Regions from separate parts of the Homo sapiens genome. Here regions 1, 2 and 4 are each linked to region 3. The links are chromatin loops, found by intact Hi-C in ENCODE. Cell type or tissue: PC-3. All regions are shown on one strand. Each heading gives the region's core, and the rest is flanking DNA. Links, peaks and the distances in the headings are about the cores only.

Region 1 (6,188 bases), core at 580-5,579, 320 kb before region 3:
TACCATTATACAGTGTATTGTGGTGGGAAAATATGTTCTGGAGCTTGCCTACATTTAGTTAACCAGTTATTCAGTTAACCAGCTATAACAGTTACCCAGTTATAAGAGTGTTAAAACGGGTCTGAGACTAAAATTCAAAACTTACTAATACATTCACCACAGGGACTTATTTGCAGTTGAGTAAACTCCTCATTTTCAACAGTTATTTTTATTTTATGAAAATAACAAATATATGTGTGTGTGTGTGTGTGTGTGTGTGTGTGTGTGTGTGTATTCCGCCCAACCCCCCAGAGACAGCATTTCCTTTCCTCTCTGTCCTTGCTGATAGTAGCTATGCTTAGGCATAACCTTTAAAAGCCATTTACTATATCACCAAAATGAGGACTGTCAAGTCATAACCATCAGAAAAAGAGGAAAGAATTCTCATATTCCAACAAAGCACACTTAATTTAAGAAAATAAACACAGATGCAGACTATTCCTCCACCAAGAGAATTGCTTGAAAGCATTTTTGAACATTACTGTCCTAAAGATGAGTATGTTATTGATTAAATAACACTAACAGCTCAAAATGTAGATGTCATAGTATCTGAATAATACAGACATTTGTAGAAAATCAGAGCAGGTAATTAAGGAAAATTAATATACTTTGCAAATTTAATTATTTGATTGACTATCTTCAGTAATTTAAATAATTGTCAACTCTCCTTTTTATTTTACACAGCGTAATAATTTTCCAAACAAAATGAGAAACATAACAAGTATAAATAAACAATAAAAGAGAAGAATTCAAGGGCACATTCCTTAATACTCTTCTCTTCTCTATCCACACTCACTGTCTTGGTCATCCTATCCAGGCTCACGGCTATGAATACCATCAATACACCAATTGTGACCAGTTTTAAATCTCTAGCCCTGACCTCTCTACAATCTCAAAACTTCTATATCCAACTACCTTTATGACATCTCCATCTGGATGTCTGATAGACAGCTGTAACTCAGCATGTCCAAAACTGAACTCTTAATCTTCTCCCTCAAAATCTGCTCTACCTAGTCTTCCCTATCTGTGGGAATGACAGCTTCATTTTTCCAGTTGCTCTGGACAAAAATATTGAGTCACCCTTGTCTTTTTCTCTCAAACATCACATCTAATTTATCAGCAAATCCTTCCTGTTGGCTCTACCAACAAAATATCCAGAATCTGATCACATCTCTCCACCACCAATTCTACCAGCCTGTGCTGAGTCACTCTCCTCTCTTGCTTGGATTGTTGCAATAGGCTCCTAACGGGAGATGTTGCTTCCACCTTTGTCCCCCTACGAGATTGATCCTTTTAAGTGTTAAGTCAGATCACCTCACTCCTCTGCTCAAAATCATCCAGTGGCTTCCTATTTTACTCAGCATGAAAACCAAAGCCTTCATGGTGACCTTTGTGAACTCATCCTCTATTTCCTCTCTGACTTCATATCCTTCTCCTCTTTCCCCCTTGCTCACTCAGCTCTAGCCATACTCTGGGCATGCTGTCACCTTAGGGTTGTTCTTCTCTGTTCTCTTCTACTTTCCTTCCAGGTGCCATGAGGTCATATTTGATGAAACCTACCCTGGGGATCCTCTTTAAAACTGAAACCCTCTTCTCTGCAACTGCCTGTCCCAATTTCCCACTATGCTGCTCTATTTTTCTACTTTTCTTTGGCAATAATCACTTTCTAACATTCTCTGCAGTTTACTGAGCTATAATATTTGTCTCTCTGTCCCATCAGAAGGCGAGCACCATGAGTTCAGAGATCTTGGTTTGCTCACTGGTGTATCCCCAGCACTAAATCAGTACCTGGAACACAGTGCTGAATAAATAGGGCAGGCACTCTCCTACAAATGCCTTATTTGTTGATGATAAAAACAGAATAATCCCAAGACTACAATTAGACCTTATTTAGTTTCATACAAGACTTTGTAATTTGCACTATTTATTTTCTATTGGATGGAAACTTGATCTTTTTTGAAAATACATAATGATGCATGTAATTCCTAGTACTAATGGAAAAACATGAATAAATAAGATGTAATATCTCATACACTTTCATATAACATATGTCTACAGATTTCAAAGCTTGCCTGTGGATTCCCAACTAACACACTTTGCTTATTTGTACCACTTGTGGTGTCCAGGCAGATACCTTGGGTGTAGCCATGGCTACCTCTTATTCTGAAATAAGTAATTATTTTGCCTCTACTTTTTATGCTAAAAATGTCAAACCTAGAAAAAAGTTTTAAAAATAGCATAATGAACACCATATACCCTTTACCTAGTTTCCTAATTATTTTACATTTTGCCACATTTGCTTTCTCTTTCTTTCTCAGGTATATTTTTTTCCTGAATTGTCTGATAGTAATTTGCTGATATCATGATATTTTACCCCTAAATAGTTCAAGTATCACTTAAGAACAAGGACATACTGCTATATAACAGCAATAAGAGGTCATACTCAAGAAATGCAACATTAATATGATTATCCAAAATATAGCCCATATTCATATTTTCCTAATTTCCCAATAATATTGTTTGTAGTTTTGTCTCTTTATATCCAGGGTCTAACCATGGACAATGAATTATATTTAGTTGTCATAGCTCTAAAATACTTCTCCCCTTCCTCCTCCTCCTTCTCCTTCTTTATTTATTACGTCATTGACATTTTTAAAGGGTCTGGGCCAATTGTTTCCTCATTACAAGATTAAGGTTAAAGATTTTTAACAAAACCTTTACCTAAAAATTGGACTTGCAATGCATGCCTCGATAGCTATAAAAGAGGCCGTACAGTAAAGTGATTATAAGCCAAGTTCATGGAGCCAGAACTACCGGGCTTCAAAGCCAGTTCCACCACCCATGAACTGTGAGAAATACTTACAGTCCCTTGCCTCAGTTCCCCTATTTATAAGATAGAGATGCTCATACCACCCACCTCATTAAATAGGTCATCATATGCGAGGCGCTTAGAATAGTACCTGGCATGTGGCAATTGCTTTGTAAGTGTTAGCTCTATTTATAGTTTTAAAACAACCTTGACTCATTTCCCTTTGATGGTTGAGATGTAGGGGCTGAAAAACACAGGACTGAAGTGTTACATCTTCCCCAATATAAACAGCAACTCTCAATGGCTTAGCTTGGAATTCTAATTAAGTCTTATTATTGTTTTGGAAGCTCAGAGTGGTTTTGCCTCAACCCTTTTGACAAATGGTGTTCAGTGGAGATTCAAAAGGGAGACAAAAGGTGGACTGGTGGTGCAATCCGCCGGCAAGGCTCAGAGATGAGCGGCCTTGGCCTGACACGCCTCTAGAGGGCAGCAGAGGCACGAGCGGCTCTCTGGCTCCCTTGCAAGTGAACCCGCCTGTCACTCCTGTCCACAAACCCGTAACCGGGAAAGGAGGTCAGCTTGACTCAATGGGCTAAATAGGTGTGGGACTGTTCACTTGAGGAGCTGAACCGAATAACCAGGAGTAATACCAGCATACACTATCTTTTTGGTAATAAAGCTGATGTTTAACTGTTTCTGAAGACTGAACATATCACACTAATGTGCTCTCCACAAACAAGCCATGGTAACATGAGGCTCACCAGATCTGGTGCCAGCAATTTAATTCTTAGCAAGCAGCTGAGTATGGAGGGTGACTTAGTGATGTAATCGCTGCCAGTGCCGGCTCCCCAGGGCAGGGAGTACCATCAGCTCTGCACAGAACAGAGAGCTCATCTGCCTGGCTGCCACTTCTTCTCTAGAATTTACAAACACATATAAGGGTTTTCGACTTCAAATCAACTTTCAGACCATTTTGTAAATGTTTCTTACTATCAGAACTCAAGTTTTCTCCTATAGTTTAGTTATCACCAAAGGTTAGATACAGGTCTCTTAAAAAAATTGGAGAGTAGTCAGAAATAAACGACAGATGATTATTAGCAATGTTATCAGCACGTTCTCCACATTCCAGATGGGTAGTACAGGGTAATGGGTAAGGGTATGAATCTGAAAGCAGACACCAGAGCTTGAATCCCAGCTCCACAATTGACTATTATAGCTGTGTGATCTTGGTCAAGTTATTTAATCTCTCTGTGTCTCAATTTCCTTCTCTGTGAAATGGAGATGATAATAATAGCACCTACCTCATAGGGTCATTAGAATCGAATCAAAGGAGTTAATATATGCAAAACTCTTACAACAGTTTCTTGCACTTAGTAAACACTGTAGAACTGCTAGCTTTCATCATTTAGGCTCTCAAAATCTTTTGTAAGTATTCAAGCCTTTCCCTCTCTTCTTCCTCCTCCACAACCAACGATCCTGATCCACGGCAGAGATTAGGGCTAAATGCACCCACACAGCGTTACCCTCCACAGGTATGTGCAAAAAAGGGGCCTTTCCCCCTTCACTATGTTCCTTCACATAGGAAGAAAACTGGAAAACTTCAACATTTCCTAAGCCTTTCATAAAAGTGTTCTCACTCTTCTTTGTGCCATCTTCTCTACACCAGCAAGGTTCTACTGAATTTTCTTCATGCAGGTTGGGTTACCACTTGTTTCTCTTCTGGTCACTTGCTGTCCAGCACCGCCAATCTAAGAATCTGGAAGAGGTTACGAAATTAGTCACCCACGGCTATGCACAGACCTTCCCTCTTTTTATCAAGCAAAAGCGATAGACAAGTATTATACATACTCCTGTTTTTAGAACAGAAAAATAAAGAGAATTCTTTTAGTGAAAATAAAGCAAACTCTTCTAAAGTTAAAACAAAGAAATTTTTAAAACTTTCAGAAATCAGATATTGCATTACACCAAAACTAAAAAAACCGTGGGGGTGAGGTTTAAGAGGATGATGCATATATAGAGAATCAACGCGGCATTCTAAACTGTCATCTTAATGTAAAAATAGGCTCTGTATAAATATGTCTCATTAAAAAAGACTTATGGAATCACTTTTTACATAATTCTATAGGAACTGGGCACATTCTGTCAGAGAGGGTTGGGAGTACTACATTTTTCAAAGTATACCATTGTCTAATATTTTGTCTGTTCTCTGAACTTACCTTAGGCTTAGGGGCTTGGGTATCTGAAGCTTAGTTCAACAAAGTATTAATGGATTTCATCGCAGATATACTTTCAGCGTTTTTAAAAATCCAATAAAATCAAAATAGTTTATGTTACATAGTCCATTGAGAAAATTGTAGAAATTTATTGATAATACCATAGCACATGGTAAAGATCAGATCTTATCCAAAATAGCATAGTGGTTAAAAGCACATGGCTTTTGGAACCAAACGGCAGGCTTTCAAATCCCAGTTCTTCCACTTACAAGCTTTGAGATCTTGGGCAAGACTCAGTGGCCTGGCTGTCACATGGTGGGGCAGCGATAGTGTCTACCTGTAGCAGATAAAGTAGGTGTTTCTGTTGCACTCCTCTCGGTGTGCACCTGACACATTCCTCCACAGATCACACATATACACCTTCTGTGCCATCCTTGGAGGTTGTCAACCAATGACTGTGCAGCAGGATGAGCGCCAGTTTCCCTTTCCTAGCCTGCACCCTAGAGTCATGCTATGGGACCAGGCTGAAGCTACCCTCTGAGGGACCCTGGCCTGAGACAGAGCCTTGCTTGGCAGCCTCCTTTCCCTGTCTTACCTTCCCCAATCCATTACAGGTCCCTCCTGGAACCACCTCAGGGATACATCCCATGCATTTAAACCTCTCAGTGTCTGCTCCTGGGAACCTAGGGCTTAACACTTAGCCCTCATACAGTTTTCAAGCGATGGATTCTAATATATCTAAAGCCCCTAAAACAGCACCTGGCATATAAGTGCTGTTTCAATATTAGTTATTGTTAACATCTGCGGCTGGACCTACAGTATCAAGGAGAACCGAGGGAGCTATACAGGGACTTCAAGCAAACACAAAACCACAAACACACAAACTCTTGAGAAATGTTGAGGGAACTGAATAATCCATCTAATTACTTCCTTTCGCATCACTGGTTGCACCCTTGGCCTTAATTACAAGGGAATACATGCTTCTGGCTGAGTTGTAATACAAAGAGGCTGCTGCTGTGTGCTCCCAGGAGACCCACCACAGGCATTCAATTGAGTTAATAAGTATGGATACTGGAAGACTTGAATGTTCTCTCTCCCATGTGCCTTTTTTTTTTTTTTTTTAATAA
Region 2 (6,188 bases), core at 497-5,496, 100 kb before region 3:
GCTCAGTCGTTTTCTATTTTACCTAAATATTTTAATAACCTTTAATATTTTCTGATTATAATTCATTATAAGAATATTGGAAATGACAGAAAACTAAAAGAAAAAAATCACCCACGTCACCACCCACAGAGGACCAATATTAAAATGTTTGCATATTTTATTTCATCATTTTAATTATGTTTAATTTATTGTGTAACTGAGATTGTACCATCTTATTTGATATCTTTCATTATTTATGATTACTATGTATTATTTTCTCATGCTATTAAAATTTTTTCAAAAACAATTTTAAACTGTTGCATAATATTCCAGTGTATGGATCACCATTTATTTAACCATTTGCTATTGTTGACAACTTAGGTTGGTTCTAATTTTTTGCTATTTTTCAAAAAGAGTTCCCTATACTTCTGATTCTTTCATTGGAATAGATTCTTCAAGACTGTTATTGAGTCAAAAACTACATATTTTTAGAAGTCTCTTATTGCATACTCCTAAATTGCTTCCCAAATAACTGTTAAATGCAGAGGCTATCACAAATGACTATGATTTCCATTTCTTCACTTATAAGATGACTGAAACAATATGTTTTCTTAACCACTTCCATAAAAAGAAAAGACCCACGCTTGGAGTCAAAAGAACCAAGTTCTTGCTATAGCTTTTTTCTCTTACTGGGTTACCTTAAGCATGATTCCTCAAGATGGCAGAAAAGCTTTAGTAAAGGAGAATATTGATCCCAAAAGGGATACCTCAAAGTCTCAATGTCTTCATGTGACAGGAAGTCTAAGAAGCAGAAAGCCTCCCAAAATCCAGTCTGTAACAAATAGGTGAACTGTGAATCTTAGGCATGGCCCTGGGTATGATCAACCATCAAAAATATCAACAATCCTATCTCTCAATAGCTACAGTGCCATGTCACAGCACCTCAACCTCGGAAGCAGATCTAAGGATAGCTTTTGAAAAATGTAATACTGTTGCCCCCCACCAAGTGTTAACTACAGAAACATTACTTGGCCCAAACATCAAATGACTGTACTCCCTTATATTTATATATCATTTTCTCAAAAACCATTATTCCCACAGCACATAATATTGATCTCAATATTCCCCAAAGAACAAGAAAAGGCACCCTCTCTGCCTACCAAGTCGTATGAAGTGATAGGTAAGGATATGAATAGAGCAGCAGATATGCTGGGCGGCTGGGAAGAGAAGAGCCCACACAGAGGCAAGGGCGAGAAAGAAACAAGCAGCAGATGAAAATTTGCAACCATCCACACACTGTTCTAGGGCTCAGGATAATCTACAAAACGTGTCAAGTAAAAAAGGAGAAAAGGAGATGACAAGGGTACATAATGGCTCAAAGAGAAAATAAGAACTTCAAGTAAGATTTTTTTGTGTAAAGATTATATCCAATCTCACTTTATTTCACATAAATGCAACATTTGAAACAGAAGCAACTGCAGGGTCAAACAAATGCAGCACAAGAATAAAAACTGCCGGGCGCAGTGGCTCACGCCTATAATCCCCAGCACTTTGGGAGGCCAAGGTGGGCAGATCATCTGAGGTCAGGAGTTCGAGACCACCATGGCCAACATGGTGAAACCCCATCTCTACTAAAAATACAAAAAAAATTTAGCTGGGCGTGGTGGCATGCGCCTGTAGTCCCAGCTACTTGGGAGGCTGAGGCAGGAGAATTGCTCGAACCTGGGAGGCCAAGGTTGCTGTGAGCCAAGATGGCACCATTGCACTCCAGCCTGGGAAACAAGCGCGAAACTCCCGCTCAAAAAAAAAAAAAAAAAAAAGAATAGAAATTAAAATATTCTAGTTATCTATTACATATGATTTTTGAAAACTGTCTCATTTACACAGACACTGGAGCCTTATGAAGTCATCAGTTTTCTCAAGAGTACTGCTGCTCTGAAGTAAGATTGGTAAACAAGGATTCCAATACAGACATTAAAATAGGCAAGAATGAGCTAGGCGCGGTGGCTCACGCCTGTAATTCCAACACTTTGGGAGGCCGAGGCAGGTGGATCATGAGGTCAGGAGATCAAGATCATCCTGGCTAACACAGTGAAACCCCATCTCTACTAAAAATACAAAAAAAATTAGCTGGGCATGGTGGCGGGCACCTGTAGTCCCAGCTACTTGGGAGGCTGAGGCAGGAGAATGGCGTGAACCCAGGAGGCAGAGCTTGCAGCGAGCCCAGATCACGCCACTGCACTCCAGCCTGGGTGACAGAGCGAGAGTCTGTCTCCAAAAAAAAAAAAAAAGGCAAGAATGAAGACTTCTTGCTATTACCTGTGCATGGATACTCTCAAGACACTCAAGACAAAATGAACTGATTTGGACACACAAAAAAAGTAATGGTGCTTAGTCATTTATTAGCTAAATTAGAACCTGTAGGTGATGCTAAACACTATCAAATAAAAATTATTCAAGGTGACCATCCCTTGATAGCTCATTCCAGTAACAACTTTTTTTTTTTTTAGTGATAAAATATACTTTTATTTACTTTGTTGAGTCAGAGGGTTGTAAAAAAAATTATTGCTAAAGTAGATATCAGGCAAACAGAAAGGTGCTTTAGAAGTCCAGTTACCTTGGAGTTTATTTAAACTAAGAGAAAAAAGTCATAATGTTTTCATGCAATACATACTTGGTTCTTTAAATAACAATTGTGTGACAAATAGCAGAAGGAATTAAGGAATGCTGCACTTGTGATCCATACAAAACACCAACATTTTAGGTTGCACATAATTAAAGAAATATCTGAAACACTTTTTAAAACACTGTAGTAGCCAATACATAGAGGCATGCCGTAGATGGGCACCCGAATGCAGTTTAGAAAAGAAAAAAAAAAAATCACATAGAAACTACTCAATTTCTTTAAAATCACTGAGCAAGAAAAGCAACGTTGAACTTTCATACTGATTTTACACAACTTCTATATAGTACCTTGACTTAAATCCAAGAGCAAAAGTTAAGACTCTCCTCCTCTATTTTTGGTAAACAACTGCATGGTAAACTTAGATGACTCTTCCCCCTGGATTTTACCTGGGAGTGGCCTTTTTACATTTTTATTTAAAAGAGGACAGGTTTGGCACTTTTATACTGATGTCACCAATGTTAATATTTCTTGGGATCTCAGGAAGATTCATATTCTTTACAGCTGATACAGCACAGGCTGGAGCTCCCACTAAGCCACCCTCAGATTTTTCCAGCTTACTTTGTGCATCAATTTGTGTAACAATCTCATTCATGTTTGTCTCCAATACCATTCCCCCCATACTATTTCTGCAAGAATACTGTGAACCTTGTCTACATGGAAAATCAAATCCAGTTCACAGACATTTTCAAAACATTTGTCTAATGTTTCCACAAATACTTGAATGACATCTAAAATGCCAAGTTCACTTTCTGAAGAATCTACACAGAAGACAAAATATAACGTTGTGTAATGTCTATAAATCAGTTTGTTGTCAGATCCTCCAATTAATAATCCCCCTTCTAGGAAATTACAAACATTTTCATCTCTCTTAGATACCAAATGGAAAGTCTCCCTGATGATTTGCTGTTGTGTATCTTCACTGTAGGGGCGGTAGAACTTGGAGAGCCGCGGCTTCCCGTGGTTGTTGAAGATTAGGATCGCCTTGATCATGGCTGTGCCAGGCCGACCGGGTGGGCACTGGTGGCCAGGGCGGGAGCGGGCGCACAAGCCTCGCCTAGTAATCTTGCCTGCGACCCTTCCCCACCCGCCTCCAGTTAACAACTTTCACTGTCTTGAAGTTTCTTCTTTGTAAAATATACTTACTCTACTGCTATTTTTATACTCTGTTATGCTATTTACAGACTCTACTGCTAATTTAATCTATTTCCTCTTGAAGTCTTTCATTTTAAAAGGGCAACTGGGTGCCATCTTCTCTACACTGCACCTTTATATATTTAACTCTCATTATGACACTCACTCCCTCATATACTCCGATATAAATAATCCTACCTTTCTTACTTTTTCTTTTTAGGTATTATTTCTTCACCTTTTAATTATCTCAGTGGTTCTCCCTTAACTCTAAATTCTCCTTGTCTTCTTAAGTTATAGCACTAAAATGAAACAAATTACCTTTACCACCTAACTCATAGAGATGGGCTTATTTAACAGAAAACACAGAGCAGGCCAGTTGGATTTTCCCATAAAATCTGCATTTGAAAGAAAAGAGTTCTCACCAGAGAAAGACCCTTTCATCTCCAAAAGATAAGCATGTTATCATTTGTATCCAATAATAAAGAATAGGACAAAAGGAAAAAGAAATCGTAGAATGGGTCTAGAAAATATAGGTGTATTTAGTTCCTTGCCTGGCATGGTTATTTTAATCCAGTCAATCATTAGGAATTTGGTGTTGGATGTGGTGGCTCATGCCTGTAATCCCAGCACTTCAGGAAGCCAAGGCATGAGGATCTCTTGAGCCCAGGAGTTCAAGACCAGCCTGATCAACACAGTATCACCTAGTCTCTATAAAAAATTAAAAAATTAGCCAGGCATGGCAGCACACACCTGTGGTCCTAGCTCCTCAGGAAGCTGGGGCAAGAGAATAGCTTGTATCTGGGAGATCAAGGCTGCAATGAGCCATGATCCTATGATTGCATTACTGCACTAAGCCTAGGTGACAGAGTGAGACCCTATCTCTTTAAAAAATAATAAATAAACATGAATTTGGAATTAGAAGTTAGGAGATGGCTGAGTTAAAGTGGTAAAATGCAGGTGTTCCCATTTTTTCCCCAACTGAAAAATCGCTTCAAATCATTGAGAAAACAAGATACAGATGCAAAGAGTTCCATGTTTGATGAAACAAGGGGGTTTCAGAAACCCCCCCAACACAACATATAAATACAGAAGGTAAAAACCTGGCAGAGAAAGCTAAACTTGCTGTCTGTACACTTAACTTTAGAGACACAAGGTACCAGGTGTTTTGTTTTGCGAGGGAAATGGGTAGGTTATGGGTAGGGAAGGACTTGAAAATAGGAGACTTGTTTGAATGTCTTTATTCCTCTCCATGCAGATGGGAACAGAAGGTCATTAAAGGTCTCCAAGAGGGATGTCTTCAGGGGAAGCAAAAGTGCGAGGTGCTGAGATTATCTGAAAAGGTTGGACAATGTGGAAAGTTATACAAGAGGCGTTTGTTTCACAAAGCAGTTGGAGGTGTGTGGGAAGACTTAGATGTTCAAGGAAAACCAAGAGAATGAAAAGGTTAGGCATTTTCTCAAGGAAAAACAAAAATGTGTTCAACAAAGAAAATGCCATCTCAACACCACACTTGTCTTAGCAGTAAACAATAATCACTTATTCATATCGAATAGAAAGCATTGAGCTGAGTCTAACCAGATTATTAGTGCTGCTAATTATCCTGGAAGGACAGTGGAGGAGAAGATGGAGCATAAATGAGATTAAATCATTTATCACCCACCACCACCACCATCCTAGCTAACATTATTGAGCACTTACTGTGTTTCGTATTTTTATTCTGAGCACTTATAAGTGAGCCTCGTATCTCTCCCAGGAAGCTGCCACAAGACAAAAAGCACCGTGAAGCATTCTAGACTCAAAACAGAGGAATGCTTCTAGCGGAAGGAAGGATCCCCTTGACTGCATTGAAGGAAGCTTTGGAATTCTTTCAGAAAGGGGAACAAGAGGAGCATTTCATTCAATTTTGGGAAATCTGTGATAACCACCGGGATCAAGTCCTCATTAGACAAGTGGTATGAAATTCTCCTTCCTGTAATTGCTGAGAACAGATGAATATGGAAGAGCTAATGGACTCTGAGCTGGCAGAAGTGGACCTACAGGTAAATTCAAAGTACAACTGACCTAGACTTCCAACTCCTCACCTCCAACCACTGAGTAATACAGAGGCGAATGTAACCACAGACATGGAGAGTTTCTGTACTGCGCCTAAATGCATGAAGAGGAACCACCACAGGGCTGAAGACATCTAGTCTTTTATATTTCTTTTTTTTTTTTTGAGACGGAGTCTCGCTCTGTCGCCCAGGCCAGAGTGCAGTGGCGCGATCTCAGCTCACTGCAAGCTCCGCCTCCCGGGTTCACGCCATTCTCCTACCTCAGCCTCCCGAGTAGCTGGGACTACAGGCGCCCGCCGCCACACCCAGCTAATTTTTTGTATTTTTTAGTAGAGACGGGG
Region 3 (6,188 bases), core at 500-5,499:
TTGTTAAGTGTTGAACTCTGTTTATGGCACATGTATCTCACACACTACTAGGGAAGACTATGCTACAATATGGAAGTACAAAGTTGATGCAGGGCAGATGATCCCCAAATTGGGGTTCAGCCAGGATGGAATTCAAGGGCAAGCCAGCGGTAGGTATTGAAGTGGCGGAGTTACAGCTCCAGCAGTCCTGCAGCTCTGTGACTGCTCCTGCAGAGCAGGGCTGCTCCACAGGCAGTGTGCTGAGAGTAGTAGCTGAGGGCAGTTCTGAAGTCAAATTTATACCCACTTTAATTTACATGCAAACTAAGAGGCGATTAACGCAGAAATTCCTAGAAAAAGGGTGGTAACTTCTGGGTGTTGCCATGGCAATGGTAAACTGACATGGCACACTGGTGGGCATGTCTTATATGGAAAGGTGTTTCCACCCCATCCCTGTTTTAACTAGTCCTCAATTAGGTCAGGTGTCTGAGCCCTGCCTCCAGAGTCGAGTCCTACGTCCTATTTCAAAGTTATCCACTAAACCAGTCCTGGCTTATTTTAACGCAGCTAATAATAATAATCTTTTGTTAAAGCAACAACAGCAATAACTCTGGGACACATGTTAAACCAGAGAGGTGCCAGGAAAATAGAAGTCAACCAGGAAATATGTATATGTTATCTGTTGACCACACAGATGCCTGCTTCATTCATAAAATGGATTTCTGTAATCTACCCCAATACCTAGGTATGGCCTCAAATTAAACATTAAAAAAAAATTTTCCATGTTATTCTTAGGGGCACTGAAGCTGTATTCCTGATTTAGGGAATTCCTTCACTTTCATTCCAAGATGTGAAGACACGTGGTCATAGAGCTCAGGAGAATCATGCACCTTAGTCCATGGTTAATCTAACACCTGGGTCAAAACTATTATTGAAAATGAGATAGAGACAAATTGATCCTTAACTTAGTCACACGATGATAAAAACTTGCTCCTTGAGCAAACTTGTCTTGCAAGTCGCGAGGTTTATTTTGGCTGTAACATTGTCTTTTTGGAAACTTGGGCTCGTAAAAGCCACTTTTCTTGAGGATCAAGCTTCCAACCAAGAAAGGGAAAATGTAACATACATTGATTTTCACACTTTGGAAGAAATAAGCATTAGATAAGCATTTTTCCTAAGGAGCTACTGAGATTTTAAAAATATATAAATCATTTTAGTTCCTTCGTAAAAATGACTATTGCAAGAGTTATAAGAATGTGTTTTAAATTTCTGGGAAGTAATTGATTCCAGAATGATGATGTTTTCTCTTTTCAAAGTTTTTAAATTTGCTTTTCTTCCCTGATTAACTTGTGTTAATTTTTAGAAATACAGTTGACCCTTGAACAACATGGGTTTGAATGGTGTAGGTCCATTTATATGAGGGTTTTTTTTTCAATAAACATATTGAAAAAATTTTTGGAGATTTTTGACAGCTTGAAAAAACTTGCAGAGAAACCACATATTCTAAAAATATCAAAACATTAAGAAAAAGATATGTTACAAATGCATAACATATATGTAGCTACTAGTCTATTTTATCATTTACTACCATAAAATATGCCCAAATTTATTATAAAAAGTTAAAATGTATTAAAACTTACGCCTACGAACACAGACTGTGCATGGTACCATTCAGTCGAGAGAAATGTAAACCAATGTAAAAATGCAGTATTAAATCATAACTGCATAAAATTAACTGTAGTACATACTGTACTACTGTGATAATTTCATAACCACCTTCTGTTGCTATTGCATTGAGCTCAAGTGTTGTATCAACTTAAAATGCTGTGTGAGGCTATTCATCTCCACGGGAGCAGTTCATCTCTAGTAAATTTCATATCACAATAAAAAGTTACCTTTCGTGCTTGTTGTGTATTTTTCATCATGTTTAGTGTAATATTGTAAACTTTGAATAACACCATGGAACCCATACAAAGTGCTGCTAGTGATACTGGTAGTACTCCCAGGAAGCAGAGAAGGTCATGACATTACAAGAAAAAGCTGAATTGCTTGATATAAAAGTTGAATTGCACAGTCTGTAGATTGAGGTTGGCAGCTGCAGTTGCCCACCATTTCAGACAGATGATTCATCTTGTAAACTTATGATATTGATAAATACAGTGCAGTACTATAAGTGTATTTTCTCTTCTTTATGCTTTTCCTAATAACAATTTTTTTTTTTTTGAGATGGAGTCTTGCTCTGTCGCCAGGCTGGAGTGCAGTAGCGCTATCTCAGCTCACTGCAATCTCTGTCTCCTGGGTTCAAGCAATTCTCCTGCCTCAGCCTCCTGAGTAGCTGGGATTACAGGCACATGCCACCACTGTCAACTAATTATTGTACTTTTAGTACAGACAGGGTTTCACCATGTTGGCCAGGATGGTCTTGATCTCCTGACCTCATGATCCACCCACCTCAGCCTCCCAAAGTGCTGGGATTACAGGTGTGAGCCACCGTGCCCGGCCAACATTTTTTTCTCTAGCTCATTTTATTACTGTATGAATACAGTATATAATACACATAACATACAAAATATGTGTTAATCAGCTGCCTATGTTATTGGTAAGGCTTCCAGTCCACAGTAGGCTATTAGTAGTTAAGTTTTTGGGGAGTCAAAAGTTTTGCACAGGATGGGTTTGGCACCCTTAACCACTCCCTCCCCCCACCACTGTGTTGTTCGAGCATTGACTGTATCTCAATCTTGCTGACTTCAGCTGTAAAATGAGGATCTAGACTAGTGGATGTTCAGTGTTCATTCTAGTTTCCCAAACTCATCTTTTATGTCTTTTTTGAATATCTGGAATTTCATATTGTGTGTTATTGTATGATTTTGTTAATATGAAAGATTATTTAAGCTGTAGGATTATGAGCCTTTTTTTCTTTCTTTTTTCTCACTTTAAACAACCAAATGTTATTCTAAAGAAAGTGTGAGCAAACACATTAGATACACTGAGGGAAAAGACAGAGGAAGACAGAAAATGCAGTGAGTCAGAGTGTGTGGGACAAAATAGGTTACTTTCAAAGACTTTTTTAGGTATAGAGAATCACCTAGTGGTAGGAATAGAAAAAGCTTTTTAAAAGTGTAAGGTCCTTTTTCTTGGGCTTCAGTTCATATCACTGAGTAGTAGTCATATGGTTTGTGATCAATTTCTTTAAAATGTACCAAGATGTTGAATATTTATCTATTTGTAATTGACTTTATTTAAATTATGGCAATATGTTGAATATGTAATGTTTTTTCCAAGCCTTTCTTCTCTAAAAGGACTCAGAATATCCTAATGTCAAGCTTTGAAAATTAATTATTGCTCCAAAGAATGTGTTAAATTCATTGTTTTATCATCAAAAGAAGTCTAGAAATGTGCAAAACCAGCATGAAAGCATGATCATTATCTACCAGAGCCCTCTCTTAAATTACCAGTGACAGGCAAATCCCATTATGATTATACTTTTAATTTCACAGGTAAGGTCACTGAGGTTCCATCTACATAATGTAAGTTTTTGCAATATTTGGAGGACCAAGATAGATTTTTCACTGGTCAAAAAGAATACATCAAGTGTATGGCACCTTCCATTTACTTTGGGTTCTTTCAGAAGCAGAGACTAAGATAGATTTGGTGGACATAGTTTATTTGGGTGATGATTCCAGGAAGCAAAATGGTAGAGGGGTGGGGTCAGGGAGAGTGAGACAGGGAAGAAGGAAAAGTATAAGGATGCAATGTCACCATTTGTAGCAGTAAGTACCTGGGGTTTGATTCTTTTGGATCTCTCGGAATTGCCCAAGTGAAAGATGGAACACTGGGGCATTTGTTCACTGGCTTCTGATCCCATTGGTTGAGAACTGCCCCTGGAAGCTGTAACTGTCTCCACATTTCCAGGCCATGGTTGTGTGCTGGCTGAGCAGGCTCCTTTATCTTCTGAGAAAGCTCTGGAGTAGAGACACACCAAGAAACTGGTGACTTGCACTTGAGCTGGAAAGAGTCTGTGCCCACAAAGAATTGCCTAGCACATCTGTGGCTGAAATCAGAAATGGGCCAAGTAGGTGACATGAAGGTAATTGTTAGTCCACCTCTTACCCTGTTCAGATCTATTTGTCCCTATATGGTGGCCATAATATCTAAAAAAGACTTTGTACAGAGAGTTAATGGAATGAGCTGTGGTCCCTGCTATTACAACTGGTCCCAAGCTCCAAATGACATTTGTCAGTTGTCTCATCCACCACCCACTCTCGATTTCCCTATCCTTGATCAGCATTATCTGATCTATTAATAATTTATTTGCCTGATGGGGGAATCCCAGAATTTCATCCCAGAGGGTCTGGCCTTGGGTCGCCTTTCCTTTGTTGGGCTGTGACGGCTGCATTTGCTTGCTCACTGTTTTCACTAGACATAAAAGCATATGGAGGTACCCCAGTGGATGCCCTGAGTTCCATATTCTTCCATGTCCCTTTATGTACCAGCAAGTCTAGTTTCTCATGATAATCAGGATTGACTAACCTTACCAGTATTACAACTCTTTTCTTTTCCTGCTGGTCTACCCACATAAGGAAAACAAAGAGACGAGTTACAGCATCAGGTTTTGTGGAACCCTTATGTGTCACTAGGAGTAGTGTTCCCCACTCCCCACTTTACCCAGTAAAGCCTAAGGTAGAAGGAAAGGGAAGAACATGTGGATTATTTGTAGTGATAGTGAGAAGAGCCAATTCTTTTTCCATTTCTTAGCTTCTAGACTTGTATATTTTAGCTATTGGGGACATAGCTTGATACACTAGTTCAATGCTGATAGTGCACTGTGAAGAATAGTTTTCCCATTCTATAGGATGAACTCCTGCTTTAGTGAAGCCACAAGTAAGCCATTCCAATATGGTATCTTATTACTATATTAGTTTCCTAGGGCTGCTATAACAGAGTATCAAAAACCTGGAGGCTTAGAATAACAGAATTTATTGTCTCACAGTTCTGGAGGCCAGAAGTCTGAGATGAAGGTATTGGGAGAATTGGTTCCTTCTGAGGGCTGGGAAGGGAATTCTGTCTCATGCCTCCTTCCTAGCTTCTGGCAGTTTGCCAACAATCATTGATGTCACTTGGTTTGCGACAGTGTAATGACAGTCTTTATGACAGTCTTTATACAGCGTTCTCCCTGTGTCTCTGTGTCCAAATGTCTTCTTTTTTATTTTTTAAAAAGATAGAATTTCACTCTGCCACCCAGGTTGAAATGCAGTGGCGCAATCATAGCTCACTGTAGCCGCGAACTCCTGGGCTCAAGTGATCCTCCCACATCAGCCTATCAAGTAGCTAGGACTACAGGCTCATTCCACCACACCCAGCTAATTTTTTAAAAATTTTTGTAGTGATGGGGTCTTGCTATGTTGCTCAGGCTGGTCTTGAACTCCTGGCCTCAAACAATCCTCCCACCTTGGTCTCCCAAAGTGCTGGGATTATGGGTGTAAGGCATAGTTCCCAGTCAAAATGTCCCCTTTTTATAATGACTTAGTCATATTGGATTAAGGTTCACCTTACTGATCTCATCTTAACAAATTACATCTGCAACTACCCTGTTTCCAATTAAGGTCACATTCTGAAGTACCTGGGGTTAGGATTTCAGAAGCTGAAGAATTCAGAATATGAATTTATTGGGGTCACAACTTAAGCCATATCAGTATCAGACCACTTACTTTCAAGAAATAGGTAGAAGATGGTAGAACCAGTGAATCTTATGATCATGTACATATTTCTCAGTCAAATGGGTCCCTTGGTCCAAGGCAATCTTATGCAGGATCCCACGGGTGTGAATCAGGTATTCTGTCAACATTCAGAGGGCAGTGCTGGCACAGCTACTGCAGAGAGAGTAGGTATCATTTCCTTCAAGGTGGACGGGATCCAATGCAATTTACTAGCCACCAAGGAGCTGGTTGTTTTTACTTAGGATTGTTCCATACTGAGAACCTAGTGTCAGTATGCTACTGACAGGGTGGTTATTTAGCAAAAATGGTGGCTAGACCAGTTTAGAGAGGATGAGAGGCAGTCCATGCTGTTCGACCCATCTATAGCCACTAGCCCCGATAGCATAGCTGCTCTGATGATGAGACCGTTGTGCAAACGCTTTGGTAATGAAGGACACTCACTGGACAATCCACCAGAAAAATTGTCCTGTCCACCTGGTTGTTTCCTGTCTT
Region 4 (6,188 bases), core at 385-5,384, 81 kb before region 3:
AAAAACATCTGGTCCTTCGTAATTATTCATTACTGCTAGAAACTATGTAAAACACTAACAATGAAAAGATTCACCATGCCCAAGAGCAGCTTGAGAAAACTAAATATAGCAAAGATAAAAATGTATTCTTCATTGATAGGCTGTACAATTTTAAGGCAACACCAAAGTTCAAGGAATAATGTGATAAATAGCGCAATTCGTCTCATGGAGCTGGGTAAAATGCCAAATTCGTCTTTTCATATTTTAATAATGTTACAGTGTGACTGTTATTAAGCCATGTGAGAGCTGGTTAAACACAGAAAACTTAATCCATGAAAACAGAGTAAGTATTCTTTTTTTTTGGAGACGGAGTTTCGCTCTTTTCGCCCAGACTGCAGTCCAGTGGCACTCTCAACTCAGTGCAACCTCCGCCTCCCAGGTTCAAGTGATTCTCCTGCCTCAGCCTCCCGAGTGGCTGGGACTACAGGTGCCCACCACCACACCCTGCTAATTTTTTGTATTTTTTAGTAGAGACGGGGCTTCGTGATGTTGGGCAGGCTGGTCTTGAACTCCTGACCTCAAGTGATCCACCCTCCTCAGCCTCCCAAAGTGCTGGGATTACAGGCATGAATGACCACGCCCAGCCCAAAACAGAGTAAGTATTCTATGAACAATTAGGCTATAAATTCCTTCAGAGGTAACCCTATGCCTCTCTTTTTCCTGTTGAACTCCCACCTAACACTGGGCCTGGAATAATAAACAATATTTAGTGGCTCAATAAACACTAATTAAGGAAATGAATTGGGATCACCAGGCGTAGTATAGAGAAAAACCAAGTTAAATCCATTTTTCATGGCACATAACTTCAAAAGTTATTTTTTAGGCCAGGTGCAGTGGCTCACGCCTGTAATCCCAGCACTTTGGGAGGCCAAGGCCGGCGGATCACAAGTTCAGGAGATCCAGACCATCCTGGCTAACACGGTGAAACCCCGTCTCTATAAAAAATACAAAAAATTAGCCAGGCATGGTGGTGGGCGCCTGTAGTCCCAGCTACTGGGGAGGCTGAAGCAGGAGAATGGCATGAACTCAGGAGGCGGAGCTTGCAGTGAGCCGAGACTGTGCCACTGCCCTCCAGCCTGGGCGACGGTGCAAGGCTCTGTCTCAAAAAAAAAAAAAAAAAAAAAAAAGGTTATTTTTCAAACCACTTTATAAGGTGTGATTGACATACAAAAAGTTGCATATATTTAATGCATAGAACTGAATTTGGGAGCTCTCATAAAGATTTTTCATCCCTGGAGGGTTGTTAAATAGGTGCTTCTAAGGGGGGAAGAGGGCTGGACCCCCTATTCCACCATCCTACTGATGGCGGTAGGGTCATTTTGAAAAAGTTTTACCATGATAATTAAGAGCCTGAGATTAACAGAGAGAGATCTGTGTTCAACCCAACTCTGTTCTTTACTAGCCAAACAATGATGTGCATTTTATAAACCTGTTTTCCTATATGCAAAATAGCTTCATTGTCCTATAATACAATACAGCTCAGAGTGGTAAACAAGAAAAACATATGCAAATAGTGTGCAACACACAGCAGGTCTTGAAAAATATTTGTAATATTCATTCAACTTATTTTTTATTTATTTATTTTTAGAGACAGGATCTCACTATGTTGCCCAGGCTGGTCTCATACTCCCGGTATCAAGTAACCCTCCCACCTCAGCCTCCCAAAGTGCTGGGATTACAGGCAGGAGCCACTGTGCGAGGCCAACTAAACAGTTTTAGCATTTAAACGTTACGAAAAAATGTTGAAGACTTGGAACAAATGATCAAAATAAAGACAGAGTGATTTAGTTGTGTAAAAAAGTGTTCCATAATAAAATATAGCGCAATAATGTTAAAAATAACAATATCACAGAAAAAAATAGGGAAAACATAAATGAAACTGTGTTATCCTTATGTCAATTATTTGCATAGGATGTATTCAGGCTTCCCTCAGTTTTTGCAGAAGATCTTAGAAAAATTAAGTGAAAAGTTGCTCAAATCTGTCATTTTAAAAACCTATTAGTATTGATTATTGAAAATATATATTACCAGCCTAACTCTACAAAAGTTGACAAAGTATCTCTAAAGGAAATTCCAACCAAAAGGATAAGATCCAATTAAATGAGAGATTCAGAGTTTTAAATTCACACTGTGAAAATTATACTAGCATACACTTGGAGAAACATGTCACTACAAGCAAATTTAAATACAATTTTTGTTAAAAATAAGCAATAACAATAATAAAATGGCAAACACTATACAGTATTTATTATGAAAGGCACTATTCTAAGTACTTTACAGGAACTCATTAAATCTTCAAAACTAATATCTAATGACATGTAAGAGATAATCTGTCCTAAGTATATGTGAGTATTGAAGATGAAGTAGGAAAGACGTTGACTTCTTTTTTAGATATGGCATCTTTGACACAGCTCAGTAATCAGAAGGACTGAATCTTAGAAGAGACTGAAGCCAGAATTTAACGGCAGCTGCCTCGCTTCCATTTTTATGTCTAATATGTAGACGTACATTTGTAAGACAAAATAAACATTTAAAATAGAGTTTAAGAAACAGAAAACTCAAAATTGGCATTCTATTTTCACTTCAAATCTCGGTACAGAATTATTACATTTCAGTCAGCTCTCCTCAGGTTCATTCTTCCCTTTCCTCTCTCAAAGCAAAGTGCAGCACTGTCATATGTGGTCTTGTGATCCCACTAGTGTGATGTTGGTCAATAAACAATTAGTCGGTGTAATTCGGTAAAATCCTATGATGTACTTAGCTGCAGGAAGAACACACACTAATGTCAGCAATGTTGTGAGTCATTTTATTTTATCTGCATATAAAGTGTTTGTATGCGTTCAGCAGCAAACACACCCGACATCACCTACTTCAATAAGGTTTGCCTTATGGCTTTTTGTTTATTTATTTTAGATCAAAGGTGAGTCTCTGAGCTTCCACAGTAAGGACAAGCCTAGAGCAAATGATGCTTCTTGGGACTCTCATCATTTTGTACATAGGGCTTTCTTGTGATGGAGAAGTGTGAGAAATAGTCAGGAAACTTGGGTGCCTTCCTCAAACACACCTCTTCTGTAGAACCAGAGAATGGTCATAGGAATGCTGCGAATAATGTCACCACTTTCCCATTCCTCCCCAACTAGTAATGAGAATGTGGAAAACTCAGCTTAAAACTAAAGAAAAATCTTTCAATTTACATTATAGAACATTGAACAACTGCCGCTGCCTCTCCGTTAGCCCTACCTCTGCGAAGACCTTTATATTACACTCGAGGAGTCAGAAATACCATAGGAAGGCGACCCACAGTCAATCACCACATAGCCAGATAGGAAACCTTTTAGCCATGGTTGCATCCAAGCACATGGCAAGCACCGGGCAATGGGCAGCTGCCTCAAACACACCATTCCTGAGAACAGACTCAGCATCAGGTACTTCTGATGCATTATTCTCTCCTGATCTTACAGCAAAGCCCTGGAAGCCTGTGCTCTTCCTGTCGCACCAAAACTGCCTTCTGCCCTCAATCATTTTCCCGTAGCTGTCATGTCCAACTTGACGCAAGCAAATGGCAGGCACCCAGGAACGGGGCTCTTAGGACCACAATGTCCACAGAGGTGATGTCCCAGCCCCATCTCTGAATGACAAGAGTAGCACACCCATTAGCCATGAAATCGTACTAAGACACTTCCACCAAATTAAATTATTTCCAAGGCACCACCCTGCTAGGCCCTGGGGAAATGATGGTGAATGAGGCAAGGCACCAGCCTGAATGAGCTTAATCGAGGGGAGACCAATCCCAGGATAAGGGCTGGGTACAGAATGCTGGGGAATTTTCCTGCAGGAGGTAAGGTAACATACTGAATCTGCAGACAAGTAGGACTGGCTTGGACTAGGAAAAAGGAACTACCTTAGAGTAACAGGAAAGACTTGGTACTTACTGCATAAAGAGGGTGAAGGAAAATGAGTTTAGGTTGATCCAAACCCCCAGTGTGTTTAACTTCATCAGAGGTGACACCCTCACCAAGGTAGGGAATATAGGAGAAAAGATAGGTTTAAGGAAAAAGTAGATGAATTCTGTCTAAGAATTCTCTGTTTAAGATACTTGTGGCCAGTCTCATGGAAAGATCCTGACAAGCAGTTGAAATTTGGGGGCCCCCAACGAGAGGTCTGAGTTAAATATGAGTTCATTGTGGCGGTCATGTGAACAAACCCAGCTGTGAATACCCGCCAGGGAAAAAAAAAAAAGTGTGACAGGAGGACATGGGATCCAATGCTAGATGACACCTGACACCTACATTCAATGGGTGACCAGCAGGAGGAGAACCTTCAACAAACAGTGAAAGGGAACACCCAGGGAAGCAGGAGAAACATCTCGAGCAGGGGACTACCCGAGATGGTAACGCTTCAAGGAGAAGGATCTGGTCAATGTCCAATTCCAAAGGGAGGTCAGATAAGGACTGAAAAACATTCACCATGGCCAACAGGAGATGGCTGGTCCCTTCGGGGGGGTGGGGTGGTCAGTGCCCACACAGTGGTGGAGCTGCCAGCTGCGATGTAAGGAGCTGAGGACGGAATGGGAGATGCAGCAGCCTCAGAACTTTCTCAAGAGGCTTAGCTACAAAGAAAAGAGCTCAGCCTTTCATTACTTTTTCTTAATAGTTTGCAGCTGGGTGCAGTGTCTCACGCCTGTAACCCCAAAACTTTGAGAGGCCAAAGCTGGAGGATTGCTTGAATTCAGAAATTTGAGACATGCCTAGGCAACACAGCAAGACGTCACCTCTCCCAAAACTTTTTAAAATTAGCCGAGGTGGTGGCATGTGTCTGTAGTCCCAGCTACTGGGGAGGCTGAGGCAGGAGGATCACTTGAGTCTGGGAGTTTGAGGCTGCAGTAAGTTATGATTGTGCCACTGGACTCCTGCCTGGACAACAGAGTTAGACTTTGTCTCAAAAAAATCGAGTTTGTAATAAGCAGAAAATATTCCAACTCAGAGCGAATAGTCAGTTCAGCACAGATTTACAATGAACTCTCTCAGGGTAAACCTAAGCCCAGACACAGAGACAGAGAGACACTGGCCACGTAACCATGCATCCACTGCTTAGGCAGCAGTGAGATTACTATGAAGAAGGGAAGCCAAGGACAATTCCTTCGATTACTAAGGAAAGGAAACTAAGACTGATAACAAGTTAGGAATCATCAATAGCATTAATCGAAAAACTTCTCAGAACTGGGAAGAGCCAATTTCCGCTAGCTTTTTTCCTAAATATAAAAACTGGCCAGGCACGGTGGCTCACACCCTGTAACCTCAATGCTATGGGAGGCCACAGTGGGAGGATTGCTCGAGGTCAGGAATTCGAGACCAGATTGGGCAACACAGGAGGCCCCGTCTCTTAAATTTTTTTTTTTAAAATTTTTTAAATGAGCTGGGTGTTGGTGGCATGTGCCTATAATTCCAGCTACTCCCGAGGCTGAGACGGAAGGACCACCTGAGTTGCAGAGTTCAGGGCTGCAGTAAGTTGTGATGGTGCCACTGCACTCCAACCTGGAAGATAGAGATCCTGTGTCTAAAAGAAGAAAATAAATAAATAAATAAATATAAAAACTATTTCTAATGTTTACAGAATGTTTTTTAAGTAGGCAAGAATGCCAAAACCTTTAATTGGATGTGACAAACGGTAAAAGTGAAACTGTATCTTCGTGGTAGTGGGGTTCTGCCAGGTGGCCAATGCTCATTAACCAGGGATACAGGTGGCTCTCTCCCTGGAGTCAGCCATCACATAACTGACGCTGCACCCAGCACAAAACAGCCCCTGTGAGGGGAGGGAGACCTCGAATTTTTCTTTGCTCCCTTTATTTTCTTTCAAAAATCTTTTTCCAGTCCAGATGACTGGTCCTCATAAACAAGAATGTCTCGGTGGCATGTGCAGCATAACACACTAACATCTGCTAACAAGAGCGCGGGTTTTTTTTTTTTTCCATGTTTTGTACTGAGGAAAGGACCACTTTATATTGTCTCTACACAGCTGTGTTTAAGTTAAATGAAAATTCGATAGCAATCATTCTACTCGTCTCTAAAAGATGACAAACCATTCATGGATATCACCTGCTTTCTTTACCAAGAATGAGTCATAAAACTTCTGTGATATGCAAATGTTAT

What was found. A loop is a pair of places that touch in the nucleus more often than their neighbours do. Peaks named below come from ENCODE experiments on the same cell type or tissue, not always from the same donor. Only the 100,000 strongest peaks of a DNase experiment are listed, where the experiment ranks them.
Region 1: a loop joins it to region 3, with 4 times the contacts of the local background. A loop is called at or near these places in 40 of 110 quality-filtered maps.
Region 2: it touches region 3 in a loop (10-fold over the local background); 5 of 110 quality-filtered maps call a loop at or near these places.
Region 4: a loop joins it to region 3, with 7 times the contacts of the local background. A loop is called at or near these places in 5 of 110 quality-filtered maps.

What each region holds. Positions count from the first base shown.
Region 1 is chr1:214,258,361-214,264,548 of GRCh38, forward strand. LOC124904509 (a long non-coding RNA gene) reads right to left here. Exons shown (of 2, transcript XR_007066876.1): 2 at 678-4,604. Among named protein-coding and RNA genes, the nearest start is that of SMYD2, 20 kb to the right of the region's middle. RefSeq lists an enhancer at 1,478-1,547 and a silencer at 3,257-3,306. In PC-3, for the core only: a CTCF peak has its summit at 3,320 (motif pointing right); DNase peaks (open chromatin) are centred at 1,381 and 3,341; H3K4me3 peaks cover 428 bases.
Region 2 is chr1:214,479,733-214,485,920 of GRCh38, forward strand. The region is part of intron 1 of PTPN14 (protein tyrosine phosphatase non-receptor type 14); the gene reads right to left. It also overlaps the pseudogene AP3S1P2. Among named protein-coding and RNA genes, the nearest start is that of PTPN14, 69 kb to the right of the region's middle. RefSeq lists an enhancer at 3,849-4,557. In PC-3, for the core only: a CTCF peak has its summit at 2,384; no DNase peak of the experiment used is centred there; H3K4me3 peaks cover 1,162 bases; H3K27ac peaks cover 1,479 bases.
Region 3 is chr1:214,582,286-214,588,473 of GRCh38, forward strand. No RefSeq gene overlaps it. Among named protein-coding and RNA genes, the nearest start is that of CENPF, 18 kb to the right of the region's middle. In PC-3, for the core only: a CTCF peak has its summit at 3,066; DNase peaks (open chromatin) are centred at 2,066 and 3,016; H3K4me3 peaks cover 421 bases; H3K27ac peaks cover 2,054 bases.
Region 4 is chr1:214,500,917-214,507,104 of GRCh38, forward strand. The region is part of intron 1 of PTPN14 (protein tyrosine phosphatase non-receptor type 14); the gene reads right to left. Among named protein-coding and RNA genes, the nearest start is that of PTPN14, 48 kb to the right of the region's middle. RefSeq lists an enhancer at 4,088-5,065. In PC-3, for the core only: a CTCF peak has its summit at 4,324; a DNase peak (open chromatin) is centred at 2,865; H3K4me3 peaks cover 506 bases; H3K27ac peaks cover 439 bases.